Regions from separate parts of the Homo sapiens genome. Here region 2 is linked to region 1. Evidence: read pairs that join two places in POLR2A ChIA-PET (ENCODE). Cell type or tissue: Caco-2. All regions are shown on one strand. Each heading gives the region's core, and the rest is flanking DNA. Links, peaks and the distances in the headings are about the cores only. Region 1 has its middle 50 kb from the start of RBX1. Region 2 overlaps ST13 (ST13 Hsp70 interacting protein).

Region 1 (5,378 bases), core at 144-5,143:
TTTACTGTGGTCAAAGTTGATAACTTCTGAGTTTTGAGTCATGCTTAAGTAAGCCCATCCCACTGCAAGATTATAAATTTTTTTAATCTGGTTACTTTTATGGTTTCATGTTTTAGACGTGTATCGTTGAGCCTTTGAAACTTATTTTAGTGTAAGTAATGTAGGAAGGATACAAAGGCATTGTTTCCAGATGGCTACTCAATATTCCAGAATGATTTATTGCATAAGCCATTCTTTCCTTTGTGTATTTGGGTGTGTTTCAGGACTTTGTATTCTATTAATGTTGTCTATTTGTGTTCCCCCAAAAAGTATTTTAATATAATAGTTGTGTTTTTGTTTTTGTTTTTGTTTTTGTTTTTTGAGATGGAGTTTCACTCTTGTTGCCCAGGCTGGAGTGCAATGGCGTGATCTCAGTTCACCACAACCTCTGCCTCCTTGGGTTCAAGTGATTCTCCTACCTCAGCCTCCCGAGTAGCTGGAATTACAGGCATGTGCCTCCACGCACGGCTACTTTTTTGTATTTTTAGTAGAGACAGGATTTCTCCATGTTGGTCAGGCTGGTCTCGAACTCCCGACCTCAGGTGATCCGCCCACCTTGGCCTCCCAAAGTGCTGGGATTACAGGCGTGAGCCACTGCACCAGGCCTAATTATAATGGTTTTATAATATATTTTAATATCTGGTTGGGCTTGTTCCTTTCTCTTTAACAATTTCCTTAGTTCTTTTGTTTTTGTTTGTTTTTGTTTTTCAAGACAGGGTCTCGTTCTGTTGCCTAGGCTGGAGTGCAGTGGCGTGATCGTGACTCACTGCAGCCTCTACCTCCCAGGCTCAAGCAATCCTCCCACCTCAGCCTCCCAAGTAGCTGGGACTACAGGCACGCACCACCATGCCTGGCTGATTTTTGTATTTTTTTTTTGTAGAGATGGCATCTCGCCATGTTGCCCAGGCTAGTCTTGAACTTCTGGGCTCAAGCGATCCATCTGCCTCAGCCTCCCTAAAGTGCAGAAATTACAGATGTGAGCCACCACACCCAGCTATGAATTCTCTTCGTCCTTAAAACCAGCTTTTCTGTTTCTTGGGGGGTCTCACAATTAATTTATAAATTAATTGAGAAATAATTGGCATCTTTATAATATTTATTTCCCTCCTTTTTTTTTACACAAAGTTAGCATACCATATAATCTATTCTGCTCCTTGCTTTTTTTCACTAAACAATATATTCCAGAGATCTTCCTTTCACACTTCATAGATTTTCCTTATTCTTTTGTATAGCTGCATAGTATTCCATTGGTAGATGTACCATACCCTGTTTAATTGGTCCCTTACAGATGAATACTTAGACTTTGAATCCTTTGCTGTTACCACCATTACTGTAATGAAATCTTGTGCATGACTCCTTTTGTGTGTACACACCAGGTTCGATCCTACCACAGGGACTTTGCCCTTTCCTCCCCACCACCCATATTCACATGGCTCACTCCCTCACTGCCTTCTTTCTCCAAGAGGCTCACCCAGCCTTCTCAATCTCCCTATCCTGTTAAATTTTTTTCGTATAGCAATCATCACCTTCAGACAGAGTATATATAATTTACTCTTTGATTATGTTTATTGTCTGTTTCCTACCACCAGATTGCAAGGGTTTTTGTTGCTGTTTTGTTTTGGTTTTGTCCAACTTGTTCACTGATTTGTATTCCTGGCACCAGAAAGGTAACTGATACTAAAATAATAATTGCTGAAGGGCCAGGTTTGGTGGCTCATGCCTGTAATCCCAGGACTTTGGGAGGCCAAGCCCAGGAGTTCAAGACTAGCCTAGGCAACATAGCGAGACTCCATCTCTATTAAAAAAAAAGAGAGAGAGAGAGAGAAAGAAAATTTTTAAAAAGAAGCAAATATAAGCATAGCATTTAGCAGAACACAGACTAAAAAAAAAACTGTTGAATTAATATACAAATATATTTGTAAGATAAATTCCTAGAATGGGATTGCTGGGTCAAAATGTAGGTCTTCCATTTTATTTCAAATTAATCTTCTTTTTTTTTTTTTTTTTTTGAGATAGGTTTTCTCTCTGTCCCCCAGGCTGGAGTCCAGTGGCACAATCACAGCTCACTGCAGCCTCGACCTCCTGGGCTCAAGCAATCCTCCCACCTCAGCTTCCTGGATAGCTGGGTAGGTGGCATGCGCCACCACACCCGACTAATATTTTGTATTTTTTTGTAGATGCGGGCTTTCGCCATGTTGCCCAGGCTGGTCTCTAACTCCTGAGCTCAAGCGATCTGCCTGCCTTGGCCTCCCAAAGTGCTGGAATTACGGGTGTGAGCCACTGCGCCTGGCCAGGCTTTCTCATTTATTTGTGTAATAATCACAGTCCTTTTAGGGTTCTTTGTAGCTATGGTTATTTTCTCATTTCATTTCTAATTTTGTTAGAAATGGTCTTAAGAAGGTATTTTCAATATTTCAAGAAGTCCAAATTCTACAGGCTTGCTTGCACTAACTAGCAAAATAAAATGCTCCAAGATTTCCTGCTTTGAGCTAAAATGCTATTAGCTCAGTGGGGTAATGGTGGTGATCTCCTGCTGATATGAAGCTCTGACAGTAGCTTGAAAATTGTTGATGTGTAAAGAGTGGAGTTACAGCTTAGTTACCACTTAAAGGCAGGTATTCTCAATAGACAAGTTTTCTAAAACATGGATCTGTGGTGAAGGTGGTGGTATTGGGGCAAACAAAGGGGTCCTTGGTCAATAACAATGGCCAATAACCGTAAAGCTGTGTTAGGAAATCTCTTCTAGCCTTTGCTGCTTTGTGTTAACCCTTGTCAGCTTGGACAGAAGAGCCATAACCTGTTTAGCAAGAAACAGGTCCACTGTTTTTGTCCTGGATTGCCTGCAGCTGTTATTTCTAAAAGTTCTAAAAGTTCAGTTACCATGACAACTATGTGAAAGCCCCAGAACATCTATCAACTTTGAACAGAGTGAATCTGGATGGAGGTGCGGCAGAGTGGGAAGAGCAAGGTGTGACTCATTCATTCATTAAATGCCTCTTTTTTTTTTTTTTTTTTTTCTTCTGAGATAGGGCTTGGCTTTGTAGCCCAGGCTAGAGTGCAGTGGTGTAATCAAGGCTCACTGCAGCCTCAACCTCCTGGGCTCAAGCCATCCTCCCACCTCAATCTCCCGATACTTTTTTTTTTTTTGAGATGGAGTCTCGCTCTGTCACCCAGGCTGGAGTGCAGTGGTGTGATCTCGGCTCACTGCAACCTCCGCCCCCTAGGTTCAAGCGATTCTCCTGCCTCAGCCTCCCGAGTAGCTGGGATTACAGGCGCGCTGTAATTTTTGTATTTTTAGTAGAGACGGGGTTTCACCATCTTGGCCAGGCTGGTCTTGAACTCCTGACCTCATGATCCACCCGCCTCGGCCTCCCAAAGTGCTGGGATCACAGGCATGAGCCACAGCATCCGGCAAATCTCCCGATATTAAATGAGTTTTGAACACTCCTCAGTATCAGGCACTGGGGATACATAGATGAGCATGGCAGATAAGGGCTCAGGAAGAACTGTAGATTGTTGAAGAGTCAGGTTTTGTTTTGTTTTGTTTGTTTGTTTTTTGAGATGGAGTCTCGCTTTGTCACCCAGGCTAGAATGCAGTGGCGCAATCTCGGCTCACTGCAACCTCCGCCCCCAGGGTTCAAGCTATTCTCCTGCCTCAGCCTCCTGAGTAGCTGGGATTACAGGCACACGCCACCACGCCAGGCTGATTTTTGTATATTTAGTAGTGACAGATTTTCACCATGTTGGCCAGGCTGGTCTCGAATGCCTGACCTCGTGATCCACCCGCCTCAGCCTCCCAAAGTGCTGGAATTACAGGTGTGAGCCACCACGCCCAGCTGTAGGCCTATATTTTAATAGTATCTCTGCCTTTTAGTAGCTTGGTGATATCGGCCACTCACTAAGCTTCTCTGAATCTCATGAGCAGAATGGGGTTACTAACACCTCCTTTGCAGGGTGAGGCTCTGGATTTAGGGCACGTGCTATAGAAATGTTAGTTTCCTTCCTCCTAACCCTGGCTCAGCCATTTACTGGCTCTGTGGCCTGGGAGAAGGTCTTTACCTTCTTGGAGCTTCTGTTTCCTCATAGGTATCTCTAAAGTCGCTTCTACACCTGGGAGCCTTGGGCCCTGATGGGTTAAATATGGAAGCTCTGAGAAGCCAGGTTGGCTGCTCCAGCTCCTTCCTTCCCAACCAAAACAAACCCGGAAGTACAGGTTCTTTCTGATGACAGCAACCCCCAGCCACAGGTTTTCCAGGGCTGGGCTAATTTCAGACGAGAATCCCGTGCTTGTCAGACCAGATTTCCTGCTTTGGGACTTGGGAAATCCAGTTGCCTTAAACTGACCTTTCTCTGGGCCACTCTTCTTGTACCAGGTGGAGAACCTGTAGCAAAAAAAAAAAAACTGGTCACAGTCCGTAGACCCACGGCCTCGTAGAGAACGGCAGTGGGAGTCACGACATCGTGCTGGGTCCCAGGGACCTGGTGTTAAGTTCTCCATGGAGCTTTCTGTTTTTCTTTCTTTCTTTTTATAATTGAGGTGAAATTCACATAACAGAAAGTTAATCATTTTTAAGTGTACAGTGGCCAGGTATGGTAGCTCAAACCTGTAATACCAGCACTTTGGGAGGCTGAGTGGAGAGGATCGCTTGAGCTCGGGGTGAGACCCCATCACTATTGTTTTTTTTTTTTTTTTTTTTTTTTTTGAGATGGAGTCTCGCTCTGTTGCCCAGGCTGGAGTGCAATGGCGCAATCTCAGTTCAGTGCAGCCTCCACCTCCCAGGTTCAAGTGATTCTCCTACCTCAGCCTCCCAAGTAGCTAGGACTATAGGACTACAGGAGCCCGCTACAACACCCAGCTAATTTTTGTATTTTTAGTAAAGTAAGGGTTTCATCATGTTGGCTAGGCTGGTCTCAAACTCCTGACCTCAGGTGATCCACCCGCCCCGGCCTCCTAAAGTGCTGGGATTACAGGCGTGAGCCACTGTGCCCCGCCCTCCATCACTATTAAAATAAATAAATAAATAAATAAAAGTGTACAGTTCAGAATCAGTATATTCACAGTATACCCCATACTCATTAAGCACTCACTCTTCATTCCCCCGTCGCTACCCCCAGGCAACCACAAATCTGCTTTCTGTCTCTATGGATTTCCCTATTCTGGACACTTCATGTGAATGGGATCACAAAATATGTGACCTTTTGTGATGCGTCATTCACTTAGCATAATGGTATTTTGTTTTTTGTGAGACAGGGTCTCATTCTGTTGTCCAGGCTGGAGTGTAGTGGCACAATTTCAGCTCACTGTAGCCTCAACCTCCCGGGCTCAAGTGATCCTTCTA
Region 2 (5,378 bases), core at 288-5,287, 160 kb before region 1:
CCAGGTTTTAATTACATTCTCCAAACAAAACTGCCTTCACCAACCTTGGTGGAGCTTGGATTCACAACCCCTGCTTTAGAATACTAATCTTTTATCCTTTAGAATACACTATACAATTGCATAAATTCTAAAATCAGAACTAGATTAAATTTACAAAGGCACATGAACAGAGAGTTCAGAAAAAAGTGAGAAAACAAAAACATGATTAGGTGATAGCCTCATTTTCCTTTTGTTACATATTGCCGAGACAGTAAATTTTAAAATGGGCTGGGCACAGTGCCTCACACCTGTAATCCTAGCACTTTCAGATGCTGAGCTTGGGAGGCCTGCTTGAGGGCAGGAGTTCAAGACGAGCCTGGGCAACAGGATGAAACCCTATCTCTACCAAAAAAAAAAAAAAGAGATAATAATTAGCCAGGCATGGTGGCAGGCACCTGTATTGCCAGCTACTCAGGAAGATTGCTTGAGCCTACAAAACTTGAGGCTGCAGTGAGCCATGACCATGCCACTGCACTCCAAACTGAGTGGCAGAGTAAGACTCTGTCTCTTAAAATTTAGGTGGTAGGGAAATTAGCAAAAGTTTCGTGCGATGAAAAGGAATGGTACAGAAGAGCAATGGCTGGGAACAACTGATAGGTATGAATTAAAAGTTGAAATATGTGAAGAAAAGCTTTCCAGAGAAACAGTATAGCATAAATAAAAAAAAAAAAAAAATTCTAGAACAGTAAAGTCTGACTGGAGAAAACAAGATTGGAGAAGTAAAATACAGGATCTTAGTCTGGCAGGTCTATAATCCTCTGATGAAGATCTTAAATATATATGCAAAAGTTAATCACAGGTTACAAGCAAGAGTAGAATAAAAAACAGCTCTAAGAATAACCTAGGGAAAGTAAACAGAAAGCAATAAAGGAATAAATTTTTCAGGAAGGTAAACTATTAAGGCAACTGCAGTATAAAACAGTATAAACATGTTTTAAGGAGCTAAATTAATCAGGTGGTAGAATCACAAAATGTTTAAAATATATACTAACTCGGAACATCAATACTGAACTCATTCTAAAAATAACTTCAATCATCTTCTAAATCTAATAATGAAGTCCAAATGCACATGAGCACTATACAATAGCATCTAGTCAACTATGGCATTGTGACACACTATCACTGTTATAAAGAGTGAAATATTACTCAAGCAGCCACAGTACCCAAGTTTATACATGATTTGTTCTTACAAATTATAACCGATCAAACATTACACTTAATACTACCATGGGCCGGGCGCAGTGGTTCGCGTCTGCAATCCCAGCACTTTGGGAGGCAGAGGCGGGCACATCACTCGAGGTCAGGAATTTGAGACCAGCCTGGCCAACATAGTGAAACCCCGTCTCTACTAAAAATACAAAAATTAGCTGGAGATGGTAGCACACGCCTGTAATCCCAGCTACTAGGGAGGCTGAGGCAGGAGAATTGCTCGACTTGGGGTGGAGGTTGCAGAGAGCCGAGATCACGCCACTGCATTCCAGCCTGGACGACAAAGCACGACTCTGTCTCAAAAATAAAAAATAAAATAAAATACAACTGAAAAACAGAAAAAAGAAAAAAATAATAACCTATTGTTACCTTGGAGAGTTAAAAAAATAAATATATATAAAAAAAGAGGCTGGGCGCAGTGGTTCATGCCTGTTATCCCAGCACTTTGGGAGGCTGAGGCGGGCAGATCACGAGGTCAGGAGTTCAAGACCAGACTGGCCAGCATGGTGAAACCCCTTCTCTAATAAAAATACAAAAAATTAGCTGGGCATGGTGGTACGCGCTTGTAATCCCAGCTACTCGGGAGGCTGAGGCAGGAGGACTGCTTGAACCCGGGAGGCGGAGGTTGTAGTGAGCCGAGATCGCATCACTGCACTCCAGCCTGGGCAACAGAGTGAGAATCCGTCTCAAAAAAACCAACCAAACAAACAAACAAAAAACAAAACCGAATACTATCACCACTTTCTCACTCTGAGGGGATTTACTCAAGAGAATCTAACATGCTCTGACTAGGACGAAGATTGGTATGCCTATGAACATCATCTGTCAAGGGTATTAGTATGTAAAAAGTTAAGGGTCACTGTTCTACTACTACTTTTTTTTTTTTTTTTTAAAGCCTTTCACCTCTTTAAAGCCTCTTCTCAGCAGAAAAACACCACGATAGGGTCAGGAAATCAGAGACACTGAATCAAATAAGGATCTGTCCTTGCAGAGAGAAGTGATTTCAGCCTCTTTTATCAATGAGGAAGGGGTGACTGGATAATAGGACACTATCTTCTCCAGTATAGGACAGGTACATGTAACTTCTCTTCTACTTTACCACTATTTAAGTTACTGCAATAAATATTCTGACTACCATAGAAATGTAGCAAAAAGATTACTCACCATCATTTAGGGCTTCAATAGCAGCCACTTTTTTATCATTTGCCTGATCCATCATCTCCTCCGTTATCTAGGAAGAAAATAAAAATCATCTTAGAATTAGTAGAGAGAGAGAGAAGGAAGCAATTCATACTTTCTTAGGGATGAGGCGCAGTCACAATACCCATTTTCATTCATTCTTCTGTAGTCTCCAGAGAACAAAGAGACAATTATGATAACTCATTAGTGAGAAATTACATACGAGTTTTAACCTTTTATACTAAACAAATTTCACTCCTACACTCTGCCCGAGACATAACCTTTGCTTAACCTTCCGTCCCAACCAAAGCATACCAGCTCCTACCTAGCTATCCATAAATATTAAACCCAATCTCCTCACAAAAAGATAACTAGCTCCTTTTAGGTTTAAATCCTCAGAAGAGAAAGGTCTCATTCCTTTGTTCCCACAAACAACTATTGAGCACCTATGCTATATAGATAGACCAAACACTGTACAAGATGCTGACAGTATAAAGATTAGTTAAGAACAAAAACATGTGCATCTGGGCAACAGAGGGCGATCCCATCTCTCCAAAAAAAAGAAAAAAAAAAAAAAAAACAAGCTGGGCATGGTGGCACATGCATCTGGTCCCAGCTACTCAGGAGGCTGAGTTAGGAGGCTCGCTTGAGCTCAGGAAGTCAAGGCTGTAGTGAGTCTTGATTGTGTCACTGTACTCTAGCCTGGGTGACACAGAGCAAGACCATGTCTCACCCTACCCCTGCAAAAAAAGAACAAAGAGTTATAGCAAACATCCTCCTAAAATGGAAAGCTCTGGAGATCTTTAACCACAGGAAAAAAATATACAACTCATGCCTATAATCTCAGCACTTTGGGAGGCTGAGGCAGGTAGATCCCTTGAGCCCAGGAGTTCAAGACCAACCTGGGCAATATGGCGAAACTTCGTCTCTACAAAAAATAAAAAGAAAAAATAAATATTAAATATAAAAATAATGTTTTATTTAAAGACAGGGTCTACCTCTGTCACCCAAGCTCCGGTGCAGTGGTGCAATCACGGTTCACTGCAACCTCCATCTCCTGGGCTCAGCCTCCCCTCAAGTGTAGCTGGAACTACATGCTCGCAACCTACTAAATGTTTTGCTTTTTTTTTTTTATAGAGACGGGTTTTCATCATGCTGCCCAGGCTGGTCTAGAACTCTTGGACTCAAGTGAGTTGCCTGCCTCACTCTCCCAAAGTTCTGGGATTAGAAGCATAAGCCGCCACTCCTGGCTGCAATTTTATTTTGAAGGTAATGCAGGACACAGGATACAAAGTCTATATTCAGAGGAAGAGAATGTATGTGGTCTAACCAGACACCTTCCAAAATAAATCTGCAACTCCAAATGCTAATACCGGCAAGCATAATGGTATAAACCTGTCCTACAGAAACGGACAGTTGAGTAGTGAGATTAAAAGAACTTCCCCTGAAAATTCAGAGCCACAGCCAGCCTTTCATCTGGAATTCTGTATTACCAAAGTAATTGGAACAAACAAAAAAACACCATGCTGAGACTTTCAAGGGGTCCTTGAGTTGGTAGCACCAATTCAGAGACTTCATGGAAGCAATCACCTTCTTACCTAGGCCTCAAAATTTTTCTACAGGTGAAGTTCCAAAGAACACATTTTCAAAATATCACACACAACACACAAACACATCATAAAGTAAACAAGGTACCTTAATGAGCAAGAGCCATGAAAAATAAGAGTAAGACCAGCGAAGAGTTCAACAAGGAATTTAATGTGTTTAATAAAAGTAAATTCTGAAAATGAGTAAAGAGCAAAAGACTTACAAATAACCAAGTAGACTTCAAAAAGATTTGAAGTACCAAAATGAAAAACACAAGCATTCCAATTCAAACATCAATGGAACAGACAAAGCATAGACTGCTTTTCAGCAGAGAGTGATAAAGAAATGAAACTTAATAACAAAAGTCTAACATTACCAGGGATCCAGAATTAGAGCATAAAGTAAACAAGAAGGAGGCAATATTTAATAACAGCTGAAAATATTCTAGAGCTAAAGAAAGTTAACCCTAGAATTTGATGCTCACTGAATCCCAAGCAGGATAAATAAAAAATTATAAACCTAGACACATCATAAAAGAAGTAATACCATCAATAAACATAACATTTAACCTTTAAAGTTTCCTTTGACAAATGGTGACAGAAAGTACTTACATTTGTTCTTAACAAAAATGCACAAGACTTACGTCAGGTGCAGTGACTCATACCTGTAATCCCAGCACTCTGGAAGGCCAGGAGTTTGAGATTTTGTCTCTACTAAGAATTTTTAAAAATAAAAATAAAAAACTAGCTGGACATGGTGGTGCATGACTATAGTCCCAGCTGGTCAGGAGGCTGAGGTGGGAGGATCACTTGAGCCCAGGGCGTCAAGGGCGCAGTGAGCTATGATTGTACCACTACACTCCAGCCTGGATGGAAGAGTGAGACACTGTCTCAAAAAAACAAAGCACAAGACTTATGGGGAACACGTTAGTAAGTTATTAAAATATTTTAAAAACACCTAAAAATTGGGCAGATAACATTATTTATGGATAGTTTATCTCAATGGTGAGGAGATATATCTTTTCCCGAACTTGATTTAGATTTAACACAATTCTAACAAAGGGGAAAAAAACCAATGGAAGCGGGGAGACTTGATCAACCTATTTCTAAAATTTACTTGGAAAAACAAAAAGCCAAGAACAGCCAAAAGACTAAAAAGTTTTGGGGGTCCTTGTTCTACAAAATAACAAGACTTAGTATCAGACGATGTGGCATTAGTGAACAGAAAAAAAATAGACAAGCAGAACAATAAACTCCTGAAACAGACCCACAATATTCAGAAACAGTGTATTTTAGTTTTGGTGGGACCGGTAGATTAAAGGTGAAAGGTGAGTGTATAAAATGTTCAGAAGAGAAAAAGCAATG

The links. ChIA-PET counts read pairs that join two places held together with the same protein. Peaks named below come from ENCODE experiments on the same cell type or tissue, not always from the same donor. Only the 100,000 strongest peaks of a DNase experiment are listed, where the experiment ranks them.
Region 2: POLR2A ChIA-PET joins it to region 1 with 9 read pairs; 2 of 35 experiments call an interaction of 5 or more read pairs at or near these places.

Annotation. Positions count from the first base shown.
Region 1 is chr22:40,998,960-41,004,337 of GRCh38, forward strand. No RefSeq gene overlaps it. Among named protein-coding and RNA genes, the nearest start is that of RBX1, 50 kb to the left of the region's middle. In Caco-2, for the core only: no CTCF peak of the experiment used is centred there; DNase peaks (open chromatin) are centred at 2,932 and 4,292; H3K4me3 peaks cover 348 bases.
Region 2 is chr22:40,838,214-40,843,591 of GRCh38, forward strand. ST13 (ST13 Hsp70 interacting protein) reads right to left here. Exons shown (of 12, transcript NM_003932.5): 5 at 2,413-2,479. Among named protein-coding and RNA genes, the nearest start is that of ST13, 16 kb to the right of the region's middle. In Caco-2, for the core only: no CTCF peak of the experiment used is centred there; no DNase peak of the experiment used is centred there.